Regions from separate parts of the Mus musculus genome. Here all the other regions are linked to region 1. A link is a loop called in an ENCODE intact Hi-C map of the cell type or tissue named here. Cell type or tissue: left cerebral cortex. All regions are shown on one strand. Links, peaks and the distances in the headings refer to the core of each region. The heading gives the core; the rest is flanking DNA.

The links. Hi-C counts contacts between places; a loop is a spot of excess contacts. Peaks named below come from ENCODE experiments on the same cell type or tissue, not always from the same donor. Only the 100,000 strongest peaks of a DNase experiment are listed, where the experiment ranks them.
Region 2: a loop joins it to region 1, with 3 times the contacts of the local background. A loop is called at or near these places in 6 of 42 quality-filtered maps.
Region 3: it touches region 1 in a loop (5-fold over the local background); 20 of 42 quality-filtered maps call a loop at or near these places.

The regions. Positions count from the first base shown.
Region 1 is chr10:5,786,688-5,795,199 of GRCm38, forward strand. Gm30617 (a long non-coding RNA gene) reads right to left here and starts at 4,824. Exons shown (of 3, transcript XR_380053.1): 1 at 4,627-4,824; 2 at 4,260-4,390. In left cerebral cortex, for the core only: CTCF peaks have their summits at 439 (motif pointing left) and 4,160 (motif pointing left); DNase peaks (open chromatin) are centred at 447 and 4,171.
Region 2 is chr10:5,313,759-5,322,270 of GRCm38, forward strand. It overlaps Syne1 (spectrin repeat containing, nuclear envelope 1), which reads right to left. Exons shown (of 146, transcript NM_001347711.1): 42 at 4,585-4,735; 43 at 4,058-4,216; 44 at 2,167-2,349. Among named protein-coding and RNA genes, the nearest start is that of Gm51757, 8.9 kb to the right of the region's middle. In left cerebral cortex, for the core only: a CTCF peak has its summit at 4,039 (motif pointing right); a DNase peak (open chromatin) is centred at 4,051.
Region 3 is chr10:5,629,655-5,638,166 of GRCm38, forward strand. No RefSeq gene overlaps it. Among named protein-coding and RNA genes, the nearest start is that of Vip, 5.3 kb to the right of the region's middle. In left cerebral cortex, for the core only: CTCF peaks have their summits at 4,894 (motif pointing left) and 7,847; DNase peaks (open chromatin) are centred at 2,987, 4,127 and 4,890.

The DNA.
Region 1 (8,512 bases), core at 415-8,414:
TATCTTTTGACTCTTTGCTGTATTCCGGTAGGCCCTAGGTAATACAGACCTATCATTTCTGTAAACTCCGTAGGGACTCTCCCTTGAATAGAGCACACTACACACCAGTCTTATCTGTAAGAGTGTGAGGTATGTCTAAACTCCCTTAATACTCACAGCTGCCCAAAAGGCAAGGTTGCTGCTTTCCTTTTACAAGGATGAAAAAACCATTGCTCAGAGGGGGAAAACAAACAAACATGCCCCAAACAGATTCTCAAATCATGGACATGATGACTAGCAAAGCTGTACTCTAACTCCAGAGCTTGTCTCTGGGTCCTCTCAACAGCAAATCTTCAAAGCAATGATATCCCAGCCATTTGAAAGAAGCACAAAGAAGTTTCATATCAAACACTGAAGAAGACAGTTGCAAGCTGGGCCTTAGGTGGGTTGGTTCTGCCCTCTGGTGGAACCACAGAGAGAGGCAGGACTAAGAGACCATTGACGACAGAGGAAGGGAAAGAAGTCACCCCACGTTCTCGGCTCTTCCAAAGTTTGAACAGTCATGAAAAGGACAGGGAACTCTAAAAGCAACACTTAGGACTATGGGGCGAATACCCATCCTGAATTTAAGCAGGTTCATTTCATGATCATGCTTGGACTGATTATACTGAACTGAGCCTGGCAAGCGATAGCCTACTCATAGCCACTTGCCCTTGACTGTGGGAATTTATGTGGCAAGTTTCCTCAAAGTTCTGTCACATTGAGTCCCTCCTGATGCTGGCCCATAATGTCTTATTGGGAGTGAAATAATCCTTTTCTCATATTTGGCCTTTGTCCACTTATTTTATGAGAGCAAATGAAGCAAACCTAGGAAAGTATCTATAGTTGATACAGTTCACACCTTAATTAACCCAAATTACAAAAACTCTCATAGACACGCTCAGAGTTCAAAACATCCTAGACAATTCTACACTGATAACTCAAAACCAGGTGCCTGTAGACTATCAGTCTCAAATGCAACAATTCCACATATCATAAACTTTGCTCATCAGTGCAGAAAACCATTAGGATACATAAGGAACATGAGATTTGTCTCAATATTTTGTTAACATACTATTATAGTACTTATGTTAATTCAATATAAGTATACACACTTTTCAAACATATGTGTGTAATGCTATTTCAGTTTTTGGTAGGGATCAATGAAAATGTGAATGTGACATAATTTTGACTCTTAACAATAAAAATTACCATTGTAAACCATAAATCTCCCTTAGCTGAACTCCATGCTGAAGAACGTTAAATTAATGAATCATGAAAAAAAAAAGAATATAAAGTGAGTTTCCAAGTACCTCACATAACACAGATTTTCCCACAACGTTCTAGCCACACAGGCAAAGCACTGAAGGTAAAGGAGACGAGTAACATTTGGAGCAATAAACAGCAGAGGTTGAAATTTTACTAGAAATAATTCTAAGTGAAACGGATTTTGTTAGTGTTAAAGAGACGTGATCGCGACTACAACACACTCCCTCTCAGGAATGGATTGTTAGAAAGAAATGAATGTGGTGTTCTTATCCAGCTTGAGTTCTTAAGGCTTATGAGTCCCTAGGACGATGCCCCACTGGCGTAATTGACACTCCGTGCTCCTTCTGTCAGCTCCCCAGTGGGATAAGACAACTCTTTGCTCACCAAGTTGGTCTAACACCAATGGGTGTCAAATGTAAGCCCGCTGCTGCAAACCGGCAATAGCTTGGGGTTTCTCAGACAGCCCCTACACGGGTAAGTTTCTGAGCTCCAGCAGCTAGGAAGGGTGGGAAGGGCTGCACACCCCTCTTCCCTCTGTACTTCAATCACAGACATTCAATATCCCCATTTCACATAGGCCAGAGGGCTATTCCTTGGAGTGATAAGAAACCATCACCTTTTAACCACTCTCTTAGGCACTCTCCTTGTCTCTTCCCAACTGGGTCCCAACAGAATATAGGGGTGGCGTAAATATTGCTTGTGCATCTGTGTCCCGAGCATCTGTAGGTTCGTGTAAGCGCTGGTTTATTTGGGGGGTGGGAGGATCTGCTTGCCTCCATCTTGGGTCTAGCATATCAGTTCAGCAGTAGCCTGACCCAACAATGCTCTCCTCCTTTGTCATCTTACAATCTCCTGTACTACCTTAAAGGAGTTTTAATCCACCCTTTAGAACAAGGAAGTCAGTCATGGATACAACTGAAATACTTTTGCTTAGAAAGTATGAGCCAGTGTGGAAGCAAACACTTAAGCCATCTATTATTATCTGTATGAAGTTTAAAAGCTGGGTTCTCTGATGGAACTCAGACGTAGGCTCGGACGTAGGCTCTGCATTTGACTTTACCCAGCAAGCTCACATTGTATACAGAAGGAGCTCAATAGATGTTCTAACTAAGAACAAAGGAATAACTTTTAAAAACTAAGGTAACACTTTGAAGTTATTTAAAGGTTCATTGGTTCCATACTGGAACAGCTTATTTTATCTGGCAGTAAGTCTATCTTCCCTAGTTGTCCTACTGAAGACAAAAAGCTTTTTCATTATCAGTAGCACAGTAATACAGATGAGAAAAAATTTAACACAAGATTATTTTGGCTATAAAAATCACAAAGTCGTGCCAGGCGTGGTGGTGCATACCTTTAATCCCAGCACTTGGGAGGCAGAGGCAGGCAGATTTCTGAGTTTGAGGCCAACCTGGTCTACAGAGTGAGTTCCAGGACAGCCAGGGCTACACAGAGAAACTCTGTCTCAAAAACCCAAAAAAAGAAAAAATCACATAGTTATTGGAAGGGATTCCTTCATTTTGACTGTCATTATAATAATTAACATTTTGGCCATAAGAAACTGAAATGCTAGTTACGTTTAGTTATTTATGTCACAATTGTTTAGTATTTCTCTTGTGTTTTCTAGTTTAACCATTGTATCAATAGTATAGGTAGGCAGTCTTCTCTTTTCTATATGCTTTGAAAACAGCTTATCCATGTTAAAAAATGATTTTGTCCAAGGTAAAATAGTGAGAAAGAAGTTGAAGCCACCAGCATCTGATGAGGAGGAATCAGGTGCCACCACTGTGTCACAGGGGCTTTGGAAAAACAAAATCTCATGGTAGGTGGGAGAAATAGCTGAGAGTGTCCAGTACTCATGCATAATAGGACCAGAGTTCAGATCCAACACCATGTCAGATGGCTTACAGCTGCCTGTGACCAGGGAATGGTATACCCTCTTCTGGTCTCCACACATACATGTACATCGTACATGTACAAATAAATAAAGGTAAGCCAGGCGTGGTGGGCAGAGGCAGGTGGATTTCTGAGTTCGAGGCCAGCCTGGTCTACAACGTGAGTTCCAGGACAGCCAGGGCTATACAGAGAAACCCTGTCTCAAAAAACAGAAAGAAAGAAAGAAAGAAAGAAAGAAAGAAAGAAAGAAAGAAAGAAAGAAAGAAAGAAAGAAAGAAGGGAGGGAGGGAGGGAGGGAAGAAAGAAACAAACAAACAAAGAAAGAAACAAAGAAAGAAACAAACAAAGGTAAAATAAAATCTCTCAGTGTACCTTGCTTCTGACTCCATCTCTCTGTTGTGGATAAATTTACTTTTTACAAGGTAGCAGCTCAGCATTACATCAGCAAAACATAGTGGATATCTAACCTCAGTGTTGATTTAAGATCTTTTTAGATTCCTTTTCCTCATTTTTCTAGTAAATGTACTCTCACCGCCATATCTAGAATAAAATGATTTCTTCTAATAAAAGAAAAAAAAAAAAAACAATAACTTGAGCTCTGAACATTACAGTCCTCTAGCTTGACACATTAGTTATGGTGCCAGAAAAGACTTCTTTGAATCTCAGGTGAATGCCATAGTGTTTAATTACCCAGTAAATCTAATATATGATTGTCTCAATCACAAGATGAAAAGTGGCCATCTGATTTTGTTTTTGCTTTGTACGAAGAATATTGAACTGAAGAAGTGAGATTTACCCTTCACGTCTGAGACTAAAAGTTAAACTGTTTAAAATATAACTATTTTAATATAGCAATATATATGTACTTGATTTTCTAACCTGGCAACATAAATTGGATAGAAAAGCAATACTATTCTTCCATCCCTTTTTATATTAGATTCACAGGAATGAACACTGAAAAGGACGGCGTTGAACGCGCGCCATCTCGTGGTAAGGTGTTCAAACTGTTGAAGTATAATTTGAAGAAAAGGGGAAAATGCCATACAGTCAGGGCAGTAGAGAAACGATCCATCTCTCACCTATTAAGTCTTCAGAGGGCCTTCGAGTTGTGTTTAAAAGGCATGGCAAGATTCCTAGGCAGAGTCCTGGAAATGTTCGTCTTCTGGTACCCAACAGCGTTGGTGCGTTGTAAGTTGATCTCAGGGCTAACCTGTGAAGACAGCATTTGATTCTATGAAGTGGGCAACAGCGAGGTTGAAAACACCCATGCGTATGGGCACACTGGGGTTTAGCAGGATCGCTAATCCATCATTCCCGACATCTGAGAGGAGAGTTGACTGATACACAGGACTGTCAAATCTGAAGGGTCTTCACGAAGAGTAAGGTCTCAGTTAATCTGCATCTGCCGTCAAAGTGTTATCCAAGGGACACAAAATAGTCATTCACCTCACACTCCAGCAGGATGATGAAACACGGGTCGTGGGTAACGCGGGCTGCTCTCCGGCTTGATCAGAGGGGCCATGGAAGGGAGTCGCCGCCAAGCTGAATGTCCAGCTGGGATCTCACTTGGCCACTGCCAGCCTCTTCTGAATATAATGTGTGTTCTTACTCGAACACGCACCAATTAGGGAATCCTGTGGTCTAGATTTTAATCCAGAGAGCAGGGTCAACCGGGTCTTACAAGAAGTACAATTCTCCCACTCTTCTCAGAATTGCAGACTAATCATTGACTCTAAACATAAAATTATACCGTGTACAGCTGGGCTGGTAAGATGGCTCAGCTGGTAAAGGTGCTTGCTGCCAAGCCTAACGACCAGAGTTCATCCCTTGGCCCCACGGGATACCAGAAGAGAACCAACTTCCACAAGTTGACTTTTGACCTGCACATCTATGCCCTATAGCAGGCTTGTACCCACCCAAATAAATAAATGTAATGATTTTTTTTTAATGTAAAGTTTCTAAAAATGAAGGTGGAAGAAAATTGCTGTGTAAGTAGATTATTACTTACTACTTAGCTATAACATGAAAAACGTGATCTATAGAAGGGAAATCATGGGCCAGAGGTCACCTGCCACGATGGTTCGCTACTCTCTTGACCCAGAAAACCCCACAAAATCATGCAAATCACTTTAAGAACACCGGGGAAACTGCCCAGGCCATCAAGGGTATGCATATCCGGAAAGCCACCAAGTATCCGAAGGATGTCACTTTAAAGAAGCAATGTGTGCCATTCCGGCAGTATAATGGTGGAGTCTGTAGGTGCGCCCAGGCCAAACAGTGGGGCTGGACACAGGGTCGGTGGCCAAAAAAAGAGTGCTGAATTTTTGCTGCACATGCTTAAAAATGCCGAGAGTAACGCTGAACTTAAGGGTTTAGACGTAGATTCTCTAGTTATTGAACATATCCAGGTGAACAAGGTACCTAAGATCGCCGACGAACCTACAGAGCTCATGGCCGGATTAACCCACACATGAGCTCCCCCTGCCACATTGACATCATCTCTCACTGAGAAGGAACAGATCGTTCCAAAGCCAGAAGAGGAGGCTGCACAGAAGAAAAAGATATCCTAGAAGAAACTGAAGAAACAAAAACCCATGGCCCGGGGATAAATTCAGCATAAAATAAATGCAGATAAAGTTTTAAAGGGGGGGGGGGAGGTCATTTGGAACAATAGGGAAAAAATGAAAATGTTTCTTCTAAGATGCTAACAAATTGAAAGACAAGAGACAGGTGAATAAAGCATCTGATCAATAACACGGAGCCTTCACAGGACCAAGGGCCTCTCCTCCCACTGATGCTAGATGAGGCCTCCTCTGCTACATATGCGGCTGGAGCCATGAGTCCCTCCATGTGTCCCTCTTTGACTGGTGATTTAGTCCCTGGGAAATCTAGGGGCTCTGGTTGGTTGATATTGTTGTTCTTCCTATGGGGTTGCAAACTCCTTCAGCTCTTTCAGTCCTTCCCCTAACTCCTCCATTGGGGTCCCCATGCTCAGTCCGATGGTTGGCTGCAAGTATCCACATCTGTATTGGTCAGGCTCTAGTAGAGCCTCTAAGAAGACAGCTTAAGAAACAGTATCAGGTTTCTGTTAGCAAGCACTTCTTGGCATCAGCAATAGTGTCTGGGTTTGGTGTCTGCAGATGGGATGCATTCCCAGGTGAGGGAGTCCCTGGATGGCCTTTCTCTCAGTCTCTGCTCCACTTTTTGCCCTTGCATTTCCTTCAGACAGGAGCAATTCTGAGTTAAAATTTTTGAGATGGGTGAGTGGCCCTATCCTCAATCAGGGGCCATGCCTAAATTCTGGATATGGTCTCTACAGGTTCTCCCTCCCCTTTGTAGGGTATTTTAGCTAATATCATCCCCATTGGGTCCTGGGAACATCTTGCTTTCCTGTCTTCTGGGACTTTCTAGTGCCTACTCCCAGTTTCCCATCACCCATTGCTACACACCTCTGTTAAAGTTCATGACCCTCTGTACTTCTCCATCTCCTCCCATTCTTGATCCTTCTTCCTTCTTTTCCCCTCTCCATACTCTCTTCCTCCCAAGTCTCTCTCACCGTCTACCTCCCATGATTATTTTCTTTCCCCTTCTAAGTAGGACTGAAGCATCCACACTTTGGTCTTCCTTCTTCTTGAGCTTCATATTATCTGTATCTTGTATCTTGAGTATTCCAAGCTTTTTGCCTAATATCCACTTATCAGTGAGTGCATCCTGTGTGTGTTCTTCTGTGACTGGGTTACCTCACTCAGGATAATATTTTCTAGTTCCATCCATTTGCCTGCAAATTTCATGAATTCATTGTTTTTATAGCTGAGTAGTACTCCATTATGTAAATATACCACATTTTCTGTATCCATTCAACTGTTGAGGGATATCTGGGTTGTTTCCAGCTTTTGGCTATTATAAATAAGGCTGCTATGAACATAGTGGAGCATGTGTCTTTGTTATATGTTGGAGCATATTTGAGGTATATGCCCAGGAGTGGTATAGCTGGGTCCTCAGGTCCAATTTTCTGAGGAACTACCAGACTGATTTCCACAGTGGTTGTACCAGCTTGCAATCCCACCAGCAATGGAGGAGTGTTCCTCTTTCTCCACATCCTTGACAGCATCTGCTGTCACCTGAGTTTTTTTTATCTTAGCCACTCTGACTGGTGTGAGGTGAAATCTCAGGGTCATTTTGATTTGCATTTCCATGATGACTAAGGATGTTGAACATTTCTATAGGTGCTTCTCAGCCTTTTGAGTTTCCTCAGTTGAAAATTCTTTGTTTAGCTCTGTAGCCCATTTTTAAATAGGGTTATTTGGTTCTAACTTCTTCTTTGTATATGTTAAATACTAGCCCTCTATTGGATGTAGTATTGGTAACGATCTTTTCCCAGTCTGTTGGTTGCCATTTTGTCCTGATGACAGCGTCCTTTGTCTTACAGAAGCTTTTCAGTTTTATGAGGTCCCATTTGTCCATTGTTGATTTTAGAGCATAAACCATGTGTTCTATTCAGGAAAATTTCCCCTATGCCGATGTGTCCAAGGTTCTTTCCCACTTTCTTTTCTATTAGATTCAGTGTATCTGGTTTTATGTGGATGTCCTTGATCCACTTGAACTTGAGACATTGACCTATTCTAAGTTTACAGTGCATTTGCAATTTTACAAGGGAGTTATATCATGCTAGGTGTATTTTAATGTCCTGGCTATTGTTTCATTTGGACATGAGACATGATTTATGTCAAGGTAGCAAATCACTGGATTGTGATGGCTATTCCTGCTTGTGAACTTGACTACATCTGGAATGAAGTACAATCCAGAAATGGAGGGCACACTTGTAATTCAGATCTTGAGGTGGGAAGACAGGCATCTGACCCAGATCTTGACATGGAGATCTTGAGGCACAGTGGCTGTGAAAAGTTTAGGCCCAGGCAAGGTAGTATACGCCTTTAATCCCCAGAGACTGAGGCAAGCAGCTGTCTGAGTCCAAGGCCAGCCTGGGACAAAGCAAATTCCAGATCCAAGCTCAGTGGTTCACACCTTTGATCTGGGCCTCACCTTCTGCTGAAGGCCACATAAGGACTTTGGGAGAGAAGGACTACTCACTTCCTTGATTGTTTGCATTTACTTGCCAGCACATCTGTTGGAACCTACTTCTACAGAAGACCAATCCTGGGATTGAGTGACAACTAGATGTTTGGACTTCCCATTCACAGCTGCCCATTGTTGTGTTAGCTGGACTTCAGACTGTAAGCCATTACAATAAATTCCATTAATATAGAGAGACATTCCATTGATTCTGTGACTCTAGAGAACCCTGAGAAATGCACCAAGTACCATGGAAAGA
Region 2 (8,512 bases), core at 386-8,385, 470 kb before region 1:
ACAGAAAATTGTAGGCCACCATGTGGATAATGGAAATTGAACCCAGGTTCTCTGGAAGAGCAGCCAATGCTTTTTAGCGGCAAGCCAACTCACAATTTCTTTTAAAAAATGATTGTGTTTAATGTTGACATATGCAATTCCTAACAATTACTTTTTATGAGCCTGCCACATGATTCCAGTACAGATCACTATATGAGCTGTAAAATTAATTTTACCATCAGCAATAGCAACTATGTATTCACATGTGTATGTGCAAGGGCATATGTGCAGATCTATGTACCTGTGTATAAAGGCCAGAGGTCAACAATGAGTATTTTGCTCAGTTGTTCTCCATCTTATATAGAGAGGCAGGGTCTCGCACTTACACCTAGAGTTTATTGATCTGGCCAGTCTGACTAGCCAGCATGCTCTCAGGTTCCCCAGCCAGCCACTGATTCTTGGAGATAAGATTATAGGCAGACCAACATATTCACAGGCCTTTATGAGAGGTCTGAGGATTTAAGATCAGGGCCTCAGCAAATACTTTACCTGTCATAAACACCATGACCAAAAGCAACATGGAGAGGAAAGGACTTATTTAGCTTATGCTCCTATGTCAGAGTCCATCACTGAGGGAAGTCAAGGCAGGAACGCAAGCAGAAGAGGCAAGAAGCATGGATGAAGGATGCTCACTGGCTTGCTCCCCACAGCCTGCTCATACAGAGCCACCAGTGCAGGTGTAGCTCCTTCTACCTAAATCATCAATCAAGAGATGCTGCAGATGCCAATCTGGTGGAAGCAATTCCTCATTTGAGGGTCTCTCTTCCCAGCTGACTCAGTGTGTATCAGATCACCAAAACACTAGCCATGAATAAATTTCAAAACCAATGCAATACATGGGGTTGAAAATTGTTTAAAATAAATAAGCCAGGTCAATTTTAAAAGGTCAGGCAATTGTGGCTTTCCCCTATTTCCATAAATAGAGGATAACATGGTGCCAAACATAACCATGGCACAATGTAAGTTCTCAGTAAAAGATGTGTGTGTGTGTTTTTTTTTTCTGAATGAAGAACACTATGCACAAAAAGTTACAATCATTTTCTATTTGGGTTTCACAAAGGAAGGTACCATATTATCAGAATAACTGGACAGTTTATGGACTTTTTTTTTTCTAATGTTTGAAGTTCCTTGGTACATGTTGAATGAAAAATGTCCTCCCAAGTTTACACATTGGAAGACTTGGTGACCATTTGGTGGCACTGTTTGGAAAGGACATGGGAGCTTTATGAGGATGCCTTGTCAGAGGAAATACCTTAGTGGGGTTGGTTTATACTCTAGTCATGCTTTCAGGTTTCTCTGTCTAGTTGCTGTGTAAACAAGAAGTGTGGTTGGCTCACCTCCCACCTCCTGCCACTATGCTGCCTCTGCTATGATGGACCGTATTCTTGGAACCATGAGCCTAAATAAGCCCTTTCCCTCCAAGATGATTTCTGTCTGCATATTTAATCACAGCAACAGAAAGGTCACTAATACCAGTCCCAAGTAAGAAACCATTTTTAAAATGAATGAACTAGAGCCTTATTGGTGTTTTAGATCAACAGCGGAAGTAAGGTGACTTTTGTCTTATTTGTGTCTTTGGAAAGTAGAATGGGAAGGGAATAGGGACGCCACAAGAAAACCAACAGAATCACCTAACCTGGACCCTTGAGGGTTCCCAGAGACTGAACCACTAACAAAAGAGAAATTATGGTCTGGACCACCCCCCCCCCACACACACACACATATGTAGCAGATGAACAGCTTGGTCTTTATGTGGGTTCCCCAACATAAAGGGAATGGAAGCTGGCCCTGAATCTACTGCATGATAGTAGATCCTGTTCCTCTAACTGAACTGCCTCAGTGAGAGAATTCACCTAGTCCTGCAGTGACTTAGTATGTCAGGATAGGGTGATAACCCAGAAGGACTCCGCCTTCCCATGGGAGAAGGGGATATGGGCAGGGGGTAAGCCATGTGAGGGGAGACTGGGGGGAGGGCTGTTATCCGGATGTAAAGTGAGTCAATAAATACATTTTAAAAAATTAAAATTAATAAATTTTTAAAAAGCGGAATGGACCTAGAAATACCCATTTTTCCTCATTCTGTGAAATGATATGTCCCAGCCACTACATGGACACGTAGTCAGTTACCTCCAGTTCTTTCAGGAGCTCTTCAGCTCTGAGACTGTTGTTTAGGTTGCTGATGTTTTCTGCCAGCTTTGGGAGAGAGCTGTTGGACCATCCTTCGATCTCATCTTTCCTTGAAAGGACATCATCCCAGATGGACAGGCTCACTCTCAGCATGTCCATGTTTTCCTCAATTCTTTCTGAAACCTGGGAAAGAAAATAGGAGCCAGGTCATCAATCTGAGGTTTCCGGACCCCCAGTCCCCTACAAATGCTTTCTTGATAAGATGAATTATATTTTGACAGACGACATTTTAAAATAATTATTGTACATTAATTCGTTTGCCTTGAATGCTATCACATAGACTGTATCCATTGACGACAGGGTTGTTTGCATTCTGAGACATTCACTTTTCATTTGCAAGGGTACTTCAGAATGCACAGACACGTCACATGCACTACATAAGTCTATGGGAGCTGGGCGGTAGTGGCGCACACCTTTAATCCCAGCACTTGCGAGGCAGAGGCAGGCAGATTTCTGAGTTCGAGGCCAGCCTGGTCTACAAAGTGAGTTCCAGGACAGCCAGGGCTACACAGAGAAACCCTGTCTTGAACCCCCCCCCCCCAAAAAAAAAGAGTCTATGGGAACTAGGGCTCTAGGGCTCTGCAGGGTGACATTATATCTATTTTCTTTCTTTTTTTTTTTTTAAACTTATTTTATGTGTCTGGGTGTTTTGCCTGCCTGTATGTGTATGATCACACATGTATAGTGCCTGCAGAGGTCAGAACATGGGATCAGATCCCCTGGGTCTAAGGTTACAGACAGCTGTGAGCTGCTGTGTGGTTGCTAGGGATCAAATCTGGGCCTTCCTCAAGAGCAGCCAAGACTCTTGGGCCATCCCCCCAGCCCTGTACTGATTTTCAAAGCCCCACTCTATGTAGCTGATCTTTGCTACTTTGTAGCTCTTTCTTGCACCCTTCTCTCCTCTTTTTCCACCCTCTCAACCTCCCTTACACTAGATAGGAAAGAAAAAGGAAGATTGAGGTGAGAGACAAAAGTGAAGAGATCCCTGAATCTAATTTCTTTCCTTTGTATTTCTTCTTCAACCACGACTACCATCAAAGTGTAACCAACCCTGACTCTCAGGGCCCTAGCATTTTTACACCCTCTGAAAAGTTCCCAGAATTCCAAATGTCACACAATCCTAGAAACTATCTGCAGCTGGCAAAACCACGCCTCTGCTAGAGCATGAGGCAAATCACAGTCAGCTGCCGAAGACAGTCAGAAGCTGCCCCATATCTCATACCTGGTGTTAAAACCAAAGCACATTCTTATAATGTTTCTGTTTGTTTTTAAGACAAAATTCCAGAATTCTCAAAAATGTCATTACAACTATATGTAGTTTTATTTATAATGCTGTAATATATGGACGGGCATTAATTAGATTTCCACATTATCTTTGATATTAAAAAAAATAGCAACTGGCCATGAGGCTGATGAATGCTGGTGTCAAAACCAAAAGCCATGCCTTCAAACTACGAGACCGATGCTCTTTGTTGCAAAGCTACAGCCTCGATACTGCAAATCGCTATTTATTGTGATTTAGTTTTCTATCAGTTATGAATAAATTATCCAATTTTTATCCATAACTCCAGCATTTTGAGAAGGGAAACATTCTACGTTGAATTTGTCATGCTTACAGTTATTAAATGGAACTCCAGAAATCTGTAGGTTTTGTCAGACTAACTCATGTAGCTTCTTACTACCTCCAACTGCTATGTGAACATGACTTTTCCTCACTTTGGAGTTGATTCTAAAAAGTCCAAGTGGAGTTCTGTTCTTTGGTTAATCCTCTACGGGTTTGACTGAGGAACCTGTGTGCAAGCCACTCACGGACACCAGGGGGCGCTCTTACATCCAGCCACTTGTCCAGGGTGCTCTCCATGTCTGTCTTGACCAGGCTGAAATCGCCGCTGTGGATTTTTTTCAGCTCAGATAACAAGTGTTTACCTTTGCTGGTAAAACTATCCAACTCTTTCTGTTTAGAATTCATTTCATTCCTGGAAGTTTCATGCTGCGGACAAAAATGTTTCCTTAATTAGTGAAACAGTTAGTGATAAGGATTTAAAAACATTTGCCTCTAAGACGTAATTTGTTTGGCTTTAGGCAGAAATGAATAATTGTATATGCATACACACATATATATGTATGCATATGCATATGATGTATATGTGCATATAACACACCTTTACATATACACATACAAAGGCATATGTATATGTATGTATCATTTTCTTGAATTAAAACAATTTTAGGATATTCATATTTAAAAAAAGTTGAACTGTTAACAGGAATTATCTGCATCTAAATGTAGAAGCAGGAACTACTGTGCAGAAGAGCAAACATGTGAGCAAACACACTAGACCATTACATAAATTTTACCTTGGAAAACGCCCACTTAAGGTCCCCCTGGTCCTTTATGGTAGCTCTCATCACAACGACATTGCTTGCATCTTCCAGAACGTTACACACTGTTGACTTCAAGCTCTGATATTCTCTTACTAAGTCAATGAGTCCACAGCACTGGCCCTGGCTGTAATGATTAAAGAAAATATCTCACTTCTCAAGCACCTGGATAGGAGTGAGTTTCCTTGGATTAGACCTAATATATCATAGCACAAATGTGTTCAGAAACAGGTGTGGATACCAACCATGGACGCCATACTCCTGTTAGTTAATACTGCTTAATTTAAATCCAGTCTGCTCTCCAACTCAGTCTTACATGAGTCACCTAAATATTTCAAATTTTAAAATGTTTTTTCATGCTCCTCTCTCTCTGTCATAAGGTGGGGTGAAAGAAACCAATAACAGATAAAACCAAACAATATTTGGTGACGTGGTTAAGTTAAAAACCTGTTAAAAAGTCATGATACAAGCCATTCCCAATTTTGTTTCAAAGGCCTTTGTGTGTGATGTGATGAGGTCTGAGGGTCCCTTCTTTAAATGTGTGCAAATGAGTGTCCAGATATCCCAGCATCCTTCATGGAAGAGAACCTCTCCACTGAGGTGCTTTGCAACATTGTCAAAAGTGCAGTGACTGTGAGTAAGTGACTTATCTTTTTGTCTTATTGGCTCTCCTGCTCTATTTAATTATTCTTGAGCTTAAACAGTTGGTGATCCGGGTAAGGGAAGTCTTACAGTTCCATTTTAAAAATTAAAAAAGAAGAAGATAGCTATGTGTTCCTGTTTGTATGTGTATGCGCACATATATATGTGCAGGCCTGTGAAGGCCAGATGCCAGCACCACATACTCTCCCAATCCATCTCTGCACTGTTTTTCAGATCAGACTTTGTCACTGAACCCAGAGATTGCCATTTCAATGAATCTGGCTGTCAAGCAAGCTTCGGTAATCTCCCTGCTTCCCCTCCCAGTGCTGAGATTACAGACAGACAGACCTTCTGTTTTCTGTGGGAGCTGACTGCAGACCCCCACACACCCTCTGTTTTCTGTGGGTGCTGACTGCAGACCCCCACACACCCTCTGTTTTCTGTGGGTGCTGACTGCAGACCTACACGCACCCTCTGTTTTCTGTGGGTGCTGACTGCAGACCTACACGCACCCTCTGTTTTCTGTGGGTGCTGACTGCAGACCCCCACACACCCTCTGTTTTCTGTGGGTGCTGACTGCAGACCTACACGCACCCTCTGTTTTCTGTGGGTGCTGGCCTGGTACTTTTGATTCAGGTCTTCATACTTGGATACACAACACTCTTCCCACTGAGCTATCTTCCCAGATCTACCTTTTCACAAAATTACTGACTACTTTAGGCTATTTTTTTTAACATATAAAATTTAGAATCATCAATTCCATATAAAATTAAGTAGAGATTCTGTTTGGGATTGCACAGTTATAAGAAAACCCTCAACAACAACAATTTAAAAAACTAGCCAATTTCTGAGAGGTAGTAGTACACCCCTTAGTGTCAACCCTCTGGAGGCAGAGACAGGGGGATATCTGTGAGTTTGAGGCCAGCCTGGTCTGTGGATGGAGTTCCAGGACAGCCAGGACTACATAGAGAAACTCTGTCTCAAAGCAAACTAAACGAAACAAAAAACTAACCAATTTCAGTAAGTATTTCATTAAAGAATATATATGTATGTATGTATACATATATATATTCATTAACCACCAGGCAAATACAAGTTAAAAACCCGAACAACCTCTATGTGTCTGTAAGAGGTGACAAATCAATCAATCAATCAATCAATCACAGTAGTAAGAATAGAAAACTACGCATATGTCCTGGAGATCTCCTGCCTGGTGTGGATACTTTGTTGAAATTCCTTGTCAGTTTCTTAAGCATATGCTCACCAAGCAGCTTCACTTAGGTTAAAACAACCAAGAATGAGACACCCATAGATATTCAAGATGTGATGATTTACACTGGAAATGCATCATGTGACCATCAACAAGTGACTATATTGTCTGTGGTATAGCCAATGGAATTTGCAGCTGCATATTTAAAAACTGAACTATTCACACATGATGTAGGGAAAGAGATGAAAGGACAGATGTAAAGTGGACCAAGGGTTGCAAGGACAGTTCCTGGCATTTGAGAGAGAGAGACAGAGAAAGAGAGAAAGAGAGGGAGAGAAAGACAGACAGACAGAGACAGACAGAGACAGATAGAGACAGAGACAGAGCGATGAGGGATGAGACATGAGGGGGATTTCTATTGTTAGAAGTGACACTATGAAACTCAATAGCTGAGTCCACCAAATGCATTTGCCAGAGAATTCCATAGGGACAAAAAGGCCACAAACAGATTGGGAAAGGATCTTTACGAATCCTTTATCTGATAGGGGACTAATATACAATATATACAAAGAGCTCAAGAGGCTGGACTCCAGAAATTCAAATAACCCCATGAAAATAATGGGGTTCAGAGCTAAACAAAGAATTCTCACCTGAGGAATACTGAATGGCTGAGAAGCACCTGAAAAAAGTGTTCAAGATCCTTAATCATCAGGGAAATGCAAATCAAAACAACCCTGAGATTCCACCTCACACCAGTCAGAATGGCTAAGATCAAAAATTCAGGTGACAGCAGATGCTGGCGAGGATGTGGAGAAAGAGGAACACTCCTCCATTGCTGGTGGGATTGCAAGCTTGTACAACCACTCTGGAAGTCAGTCTGGAGGTTCCTCAGAAAATTGGACATAATACTACTCCTGGGCATATACCCAGAAGAAGTCCCAACTGGTAATAAGAACACATGCTCCACTATGTTTATAGCAGCCTTATTTATAATAACCAGAAGCTGGAAAGAACCCAGATTTCCCTCAACAGAAGAATGGATACAGAAAATGTGGTACATTTACACAATGGAGTACTAGTCAGCTATTAAAAACAATGGATTTATGAAATTCTTGGACAAATGGATGTATCTGGAAGATATCATCTTTAGTGAGGTAACACAATCACAAAAGAAGTCATTACATATGCACTCACTGATAAGTGGATATTAGCCCAGAAACATAGAACACCCACAATACAATTTGCAAAACACAAGAAAGTCAAGAAGAGGGAAGACCAATGGGTGGATACTTCATTCCTCCTTAGAATAGGGAACAAAATATCCATAAAAGGAGTTACAGAGACAAAGTTTGGAGCTAAGATGAAAGGATGGACTATCCAGAGACTACCCCACTCGAGGATCCATCCCATAATCAGCCACCAAACCCAGACACTATTGCATATGCCAGAAAAATTTTGCTGAAGGGACCCTGCTATAGCTGTCTCTTGTGAGGCTATGCCAGTGCCTGGCAAATACAGAATCGGATGCTCACAGTCATCTATAAGATGGAACACAGGGCCCCCAATGGAGAAGCTAAAGAAAGCATCCAAGGAGCTAAAGGGGTCTGCAATCCTATAGGTGGAACAACAATATGAACTAACCAGTACCCCCAGAGCTCGTATCTCTAGCTGCATATGTAGCAGAAGATAGCCTAGTTGGCCATCACTGGGAAGAGAGGCCCCTTGGTATTGCAAACTTTATATGCCCAGTACAGGGGAATGCCAGGGCCAAGAAGTGGGAGTGGGTGGGGAGGGGAGCAGGGCAGAGGGAGGGTATAGGGAACTTTCGGGATAGCATTTTAAATGTATATAAAGAAAACATCTAATAAAAAATAAATTAAAATAAAAAATAAAAAAAAAGAATGAAGTGTCCTAAGTTTTCTGGACACAGGCCTGGTTTGAATATAAACTGTGGAATACAGGATGCACTGTACAGGAAAAAAAAAGAAATTAAAATATAATGAACTCAATTACCAGTAATATAACAAAAGAAGTAAAGTTTAAAATTCTAAT
Region 3 (8,512 bases), core at 326-8,325, 160 kb before region 1:
GGGGGCAGCATAGCCTTGTAAATCAAAGGGCTGGTGTTTATGTTTCTCTTTTGGTAACTGGCAGAGTGCCTTCCTGTACCAGAGACACTAGATGATAGGGGTGAAGGCACCAGGTTGACTCCTCCATCCAGGTTCAATGGCTTGAGTGGGCATTGTCTTTAGCAATGAGTCTTTGCTGTCAGTTTGTGAAGAGCAACATACAGTCTTGACTATAGCCTGGGTTGTTGGGGGTTCCCAGGGGATCCTTTGACCACAGTTCAATTAGATATATGTAACCCAATCTTGATACTAAAAGTTCCTTTTGGTGACAAGGGATGGAAAGATGAGACTTTGTTTCTCCCATTATTTGGCCACTTCATTTATATTGCCTTCATCTACACATAGTTTTAGGAAGTTTGTACTGTATCAGGTTTCCAGACTACTCACATGGACCTTACTTTTAGCTGTCTCTCCCCATATTTCCTCTCTCGGCTCCCCTCTCCCGTACTCACCACATTTGATGCCCCCATTCTACCTACCCTTCCAGTCATCCATAATTATCTATTTGATCTCCATTTCTTAAAGAGATGTATCTGTCCTCCCTACTTGCTTACTCTATACCTAACCTCTGTGTTTCTATACATTAACAGCTAATGTCTCTAATTAGTGAATGCATGTCATCTTTGTCTTTCTGGGTCTGGGTTACCCAACTCGGGATGATATTTTTCCCTAGTTCTATCCATTTATCTTCAATTTTTGTGACTTCATTTCTTTTAACAGCTAAGGAATACTCCATTATGTAAATGTACTATATTTTCTTTATCTATCCCTTCTTCTGTCTGAGCAACATCTACATTGTTTCCAATTTGGGGCTACTAATAATGGAGCATCAGTGAACACTGTTGAAGAAGTTTATCTGTGGTAAAATGAAGCAGCCTTTGGGCATATGACAAAGAATGGTATAGCTGGATCTTGAGGTATATCAATTGACATCTTTCTGAGAAACCGCCACACCATTTCCATAGTGCTTGTGTAAGTTTTCATTGCCACCAGCGAGGGATGAGTGTTTCCTTACTCAACATCCCTACCAGCGTGAGCTGTCATTTGTTTTATTGATTTTAGCCATTCTGACAGTTGTAAGAAGAAATCTTGAAGTCAGTTTGATTTGCATTTCCCTGGTGGCTAACAATGTTAAACACGTCTGAGATTTTTCTGTCATTTGAGTTTCCTCTTTGGAGAATTCTCTGTTTATATGTACATAATTTTAATTGGCTCATTTGTTTTCTTGATGTCCACATTTTTGTGCTCTTTATATATTTTGTATATTAGCCCTCAATCAGATATGGATTTGGTAAAAATCTTTTTCCATTCTGTAAACTGCCACTTTATCTGAATGATCATGCCCTTTGCCATGTAGGAGATGTTCTGTTTCAATGCTAGAGCAATGGAGGAGGGGTGGGGTATGTGAGGAGGGGGAAATCTGTGTGATTCACTGGAGACTGGAGCAAAAAGGAAGGAAAGGCCCCAGTAGATAGTCTGCTACAAAGCTGTGGGTGAGACTGGAGGGCTGGACTTGAAGAAGTAGAGAGGTGACAATCTTAAGTTAAGCCACCTACTCCCTGGATCAAGTGCCAAGTGACCTTTTTAATTTGAGCTAACTCCGTGGCTTAGACGTTTTCCATATTCTGCTACAAAGTTGTTACTTTATATAGGAAATTAAATTTGCTTCACAATTATCTAGATTTGCAATTAATTAGGCTCATAAATTAGTCTAAATTTTTGGAAATAAAATTTCTGAGTCAAACATGGGATAAATAAAGTATTTTGACATATATTTTATATATATATTATATATGTTATATATAATATATATCATATATTATATATATATATCATATTTTTCTAAATGAACCTGAAGACTAAATAGTTTATAGTTTTCATTTTTTAAATTGCAGTCCACCAAAATTGCTATAATTCCTAAATGAAATTTACCTTCATGTTTTCAGTCATCTGTATCAGCATGGACCATCCTCCTTATTTTTAAGACTGCAAGAGTGCCTACCTTACTATTATAATAACCCTTTGCAGATCTTAATATTTTTGTCCATTATAATTTGCCTTTGTACAAAAACAGACGGAGTTGCCTCCCTGCCAGATGGTGAAGTGGAAACCTGGTTATCTGACTTGGATCATGGGAGCTTTCTTTGTCGCCTCTGCCTGCCTCGAATCAGCAGTCAGCGATGTCCCTCACGTGGGCCCATCAATGTTCACTGTGGACCAACATCTGTAGTCACTCACCTCACAGCGACAGAGGAGCTGAGCCAACATCCTGCCTGCAAGATGCAGTTTCCTCCTTTCGACTCCTTGCTCCCGGAGAAGCAGAATGAAAGCGAGACACCATTGAAATTCCTAATGTAACAGCCTTTGTGTCTCTTTAAGGCATTCCACTTCTGAGCAATGGTGGTGAGGATGAATGCTCGTGACTTTTCTCACATCTGTGGCTAAATTCCCAGCAAATGCAACTGAAGGGAGGATGGGTACGTTTTGGCTCACCGTTTGAGAATATCCATCATGGCTGAGAAAGCGTAGCTCTCAGAATGGTCGGTGCCTTGTCACCTTGTGTCCACTGTAAGGAAGCAGAGAGAGATGAGATTGTGGACCAAGCTCTCCTACATCAACCAAGACAATCCATAACAATCACGATTCATCCCCCCCCCCCCCCCAAAGATGTGTACGCATGGTCTAAGAGCAACTCAATTTCTCAATCAAAGCTCTCTTCTCAGATCACTCTAAGTTACGTCAAGTTGACAGTTAAAGCTACCTGGACAGGAATGAATACACAAACCCTTCAGGTTGAGAAGAAAACCAGATTGGGTAAAGGAGAAACAGGACCACTTTGTATAAAAGCCTCAGTTGATGCCATAGGAAATTCTGGAACTGTGTAGGCTTTCCAGAGATGTCCCAAACTGAGAGAAGTTGGTTATGAGTCATACCCCCTATCGCCCCACCTGCTTGGGTAAGGAAGCTTGGCCTTGAACAAGTTGATTCTTATTTCCTAGATGAGTTAAACAATGCCAAGACAAGCCGCCAATACTCCAAACATAGGTACTGTAGCTATAAAGCAGTAGAAGGATCTAGGTAGTGTTTTACTGCAACCATGAATTCTGCCATTAGCATATGTAGTGATTTCTGAGCAATTTTCTAGAAGTCTAGAAAACCGTGAAAGGAAACCACAGGTTAAACATAGTCTCTAGTGTTGGAACTATCTTGCAATTTGCAATTCGGGCTAAAACTGTGCTCTATGCCTTCCTTTCCAGACTCCTATTAATTTGAGGCTACATAGCTGGCACACTCTGCTGCATACCCAGTAAAGAAGCAGACCATCATCCCTCAGGTGTCAGAGTCCCCTTATTTCACTCCTTTTTCAGGATGTGGCTACTAGATTCATCCACTTTCTAAACATGAGAAGAAAGGGAGAGCACCAGTAACAAGTGTGACTTAGCTACATGGAACACTTACAGTGCCCCCAGGGTCAAGAAAACTCCTTATCCTTATCGGGATCTTCAAGAGCAGCCCAGTTTTGCAGGAAGGGGGACCACAATTTTCCAATGAAGATTCCTCTCCCATGTGCCAGTTCGAGAGTTCAAGTATTCTATTTAATGGGCAGCATCTTCTGGTAGCTGCAGGAAAACAACAACAACAACAACAAAACCAAAACAAACAAACAAACAAACAAAACAAAACAAAAACTACCCCAGTGGTCAAGCAGCAATGTGGCCATATCCTCTCCCCCACAGCACCTACCATTTCTGTTGTTAGAGCATGCTCTCTGTTCAGTGGGTTGTTCACTAGCAGACTCCACGGCCAATTTAATCCTCGTGCAATGATGCCTACCCTTTTTGGATGCGGAGTTGCTATAATTTCTCAAAACAGTAGCATCTTAAGTTTTTTTTTTTTCCCCGCTAATTGAAAGCTGTGGGTTTTTGAGTTAGGATGAGGACATTGGTCTCCTAGACTAAAAGCTGCCATAAAATGATTCAGATACGGGATATTAGAATGGGGATTAAGACAAGATGGATTGATCAAATAACTACAGGGTGTGCTTCCTAGAAGTTCAGAGTATCTTTCCTGAGGGAGAAGCGACAGGAGCTGGGGAATATGCTGCTATGCTTGCCTTGGGTCTCTGTGCCTAGAGTTGACTCATGCCTGGCACGTTCCCCAGTCATGATCTCGTGTGGGGCTTCTGACAGCACACTGACCTTTCCTCTGGATATGTACCAGCACTGAATCCAGCCTCCTCTTCTAAAGGAACTCAGGCAACATCAAGGACTGGAATGGTATTCTCATTTATTTATGTTTCAACCACAGGCTTCAAAAATCAATTGCTCATCATTCTGACAGCTTCCTGTGAGCTAAAATGGCCTTTCTTTGTCCATGCATCTATGCAGAAGGCTTTGAAGATTTGTCTAAGGATGACATTGATGCCAATATTAGAGATTGGCTAGAATTGCCAAGATGGACCAGAACACATGGCTGGGAACACAGGGACAAGGGAAACCTATCCCAGGATGCAGCTCTGTGGCCAGGTTTCTGTCTCTTTTAAGCTAGGTTTGATACTACATGTGATTTAGAGTCCTGGGGGGTGGGGGGGGGGGGCTCCTCCTAGCTACTGCCAAGTAGCAGGATAAATATTCACAGCTTATGTAGCATTAAAGTATTTGTTCAAACTTCTGTTTCCACACAAAGTGTAATCCTATTATTCCTATTATTCATGTGCAAATCCAATCATTTTCAGATTTAAAGTTCTGCCATATACTGGTTTGCCTTCTCTCCCTTTCCTGTGTATTACTGAGTGTTTCTACTTGCCTTGCTGTGTCTTATGGAATCTAGATACAAAATGAAGCCATGCTGCCCTCTACTGTTCGGTCTCAAACTTAGTAGATGGTGTAGATGTCTACCATCTAGTCCTCACCCTGACCCTCAATTCTCACCATTTCCAAGGCATAGAGATGCCATGCCACCAGTTCTTCTGCTGTGCAGAATGGGTGCAATGGTACAGAGCCCATTCACCTGATCAGTAGATAGCATAAATTTCAAGCCAGCCACTAGACATCACTGTTTCTCATTTCACCCATCAGTAAACCTAGAAGAACCCTGGGTTAAAGACTGACTACTGAGAATGTGGGCTTGGAGTGGGAGGGAATATAGGACCAGTGACTGTGAAGGTAATCAAGTTTGCTTTTTAATTATAAGAAATATTTATTTGAATTATTATCCCCTCTTTAAACTCTCTCATCTTACAACTCTCTGAAGTTGTAATTTCTCTACCATTTCCTCTTCTCTCAAATCTACTTTCAGAAAAGTTTCTGTTAAACAACTTTAACAGCATATCTGTGACGCACAGAATTCATAGCACAGAAATTCTCATGTAATTTTAAAGCAGGGGGGTTCTGAAATGAATAATCTTTGTAGGAGTCCCGGCATCTCTGAGGAAGATGGGTAATGACGTTTTAGAGTCAGGGGAGAGGTTGTTTGCCATCATGCCCCTGAAATCACCATGTTTCCAGTTGCTTATGATTAATTAAGTTAGCTACTTTTCTCATCTCTGTGTCCAAATACCTAACAATAATCAACTTAAGGTTTACTCTGATTCACCATCCGTCATGAGAGTGAAAGCATAGTAACCTAATCACGAGACGGTTGAGCACATTTCATCTGCAGTCAGTAAGCAGAAGATAAATGCTGGTGCTCACCTTACACACCTTTGTCATGGGATGGTGTTGCCCACATGCAGGGTGGGTTTTCTCTCCTCAGTAAAACCTCCCTCAAAATATGCTCACAAATATACTAAAAGCGGTGCCTCAGAAAAGCCCCAACTACTTTCTTAGTGGATCAAGTTGACAATAAAAATGAGCCACCGCATTCATTAGGAAATGTTAGAACATGAAATTACTTCTAACAGCACAATTTCAAGAGAAAATTAACTGTTACTGTAACACTACTTTCACCAAATCACTAGCATAACAAGAATAGAAGAATTCTGAAAAGAAATTTGAATTGTCAAAGTTAAAAGAATTATAAGCAAAAAAGATTAGCTACTCAAATTTCTTTAGTTAGTTACTCAAACTTCAAACATAGGTAATCAAATTACACAGAGGGAAGGTTTATTTTTGGCTCATGATGCTGTGGATTTTAATCTCTAGTTGGTTGGGCCAGTGCTGTGGGGGCTTGTGATGGAAACGTAGATTACATGGACAAGATGCTGAGTAGCAGACATGAATGGGCTGGGAACCCACCGTCCTTTCTGGGACATGTCTCTAAGTCCAAACTTTCTAACTTGTATCTTAACACCCAGTGGTCAACCTTCTCTCCCTCCCCCTGAGCCCTCAGTCTCTGGTAATTGCCCTAATCAACTTCCATGCCATCAACTCTAGATCTCTCATGTGAGGTTATGTCCCTCTTGTCTTTCGGTGCCTTGCCTGTGTCATTTAACATAATAACCTACAGTTGTGTCCATGCTGTGGTAAATGCCAGGCAGACAACATCAGAAAGAAATCTCCTTGAATATCTTCACCATAAATGAATAATAAATATTTAAGGTTATAGGTTTGCCCTGACTTGAAGTTTAAACAGTGCATACACATGTCAAAACATTAGCTCACATGTTTGTCAAAACACCTTAATAATGCAGTAAAAAAGTAAAAGGAATTTCAAGTATATTCTTGCCATGTGGGTGCTGGGAGCTAAACTTTTTAACTGCTGAGTTAATTCTCCAGCCCCAAGAAGTTTTGTTCAATGAAAGATCAGAGGGATCACCAGGATTTGAAGGTTTCAAACTGTTTGTTGTAGTTCAAAAGAAGCCACAGCATGGATGTATATGACAAAGCATTTCCATGTTCCAATCAACAAAATAGGAAAATGGATGCTTAAATTTTATATAATTTTTATGTGTCCCAAATACATTTATGATTTTGATCTTCTAAAGATATAAATGTCCCTCTTAACTTACATATAAAAGGCAACTGGGTGTGTCTCCTTGGTCCTACATGTAGGCTTCACTGCTCCTGCCTCCTAGGGTGGCAATGATATAAGGTCTTCCAGCTGAGGTTGCGTGCAGGTGAATTATACAGACATAGGTATCACAGACACAGGCATACGCCACAGGGAGGCATTCATTCCCCCTAGTGACCATGTGTTCATTTAGCCCTTTGCAGGAAGAAAATAAAGGTGAACGTGGATTTCTGCCTTATCTTCAGAGTCACTTCCACATGACCTCCGTTTAGTTTACAGAGCTACAGTTCACCGGCATTGCTTTTGGTTCTTTTGACAATAAGTGGGAATGGAGATGCTGATATCTTTACAAGCTACGTGATTACCTGACGAGTTAGCACCAAGAGTGTTGGTGACAATTTCAAAATAGGGCTGGCCCTTTATGGAAAGACAGACCCTCAGGAAACTGGATTCCACTCTCATCGCCTTTAGTAAACATGGGAGGGATGGAAGAGCTACTGCAGACATCGCTTATTTATTTGGAGCAGGAATAGATTGCCTTTGCTATAGAGTTGGGTGAAGGTTTTCTATGCTGTGCTGAGCAGGCTTGCTTGCATAGGGAAAGCAGTTGAAGAGACTGTGGAAAGACGAAGTATTGAAAGGTAAGGAAGAGGCAGAGCTAAACAGTAAATATGGCTTTTTGTTTACTAGATTACTCATGACAAATTTCATATAGTCATTTTCCTTATGATAAACATAAGAAAAAAGAATCTATGTTAGCTGGTCAATGGATCTCTGGATTTCTCCCTATTTCTTTAAACAAACAAACAAAATACAGAAACATGGTCTTTTTGTTTGTTTGTTTGTTTTAAATCTGAGAGTTACGACTTTGAACTGCAGATGGTGCTGTGATTCTATGAGTTTATGTCCTGTTTAAATCTGTAGCAAGAACTGATTCTTTGATTTAGTCTATTTTCCTCGATAGGTAAAAATAAAATTAAATTCTCTTTATTATTTTGTTTTATCGTGATGATGGGAGAAACTGTTCTTATTGCCTCGTGCTTCCTTGGACCACTGATAAGAAGCCTTGATGTGATTTTGCGGCTTCTTCTCCTCCAGGATGGAGTTCTTCGTGATCCCTAACCTATTTATTTCCTGGTGCTTCTTTTCAATGAAGTTGTTTCACCGAGGGTTTTGGTGACAATGATCTCAGGATAAAAAAAGAAGATCCATATGAAAACTATTTTAACCTCTAGTTTGTAACAACTAGCTTAAAAAAAAAAAAAAAGATTTCCTGGAATTAAGCCACAGGAACTCTGGCTTAAGTCAGACCTGTCAGCTGGACAACAAAATTCCAGACATTTTGAAATTTAATTCATTTAATTTTTCTTGTAAATGGATTAGAAAATATGATTAAGCTCTAGCAAGATAATTCTCACTGCATTGGCCGGCCCTCAGTGCAACAAAGAGAGACTAAAATCTTAGAGGACAATAAAGTAAAGAAAATTGAGAGCTATATATCCCTAAGGATATACGTAATAAA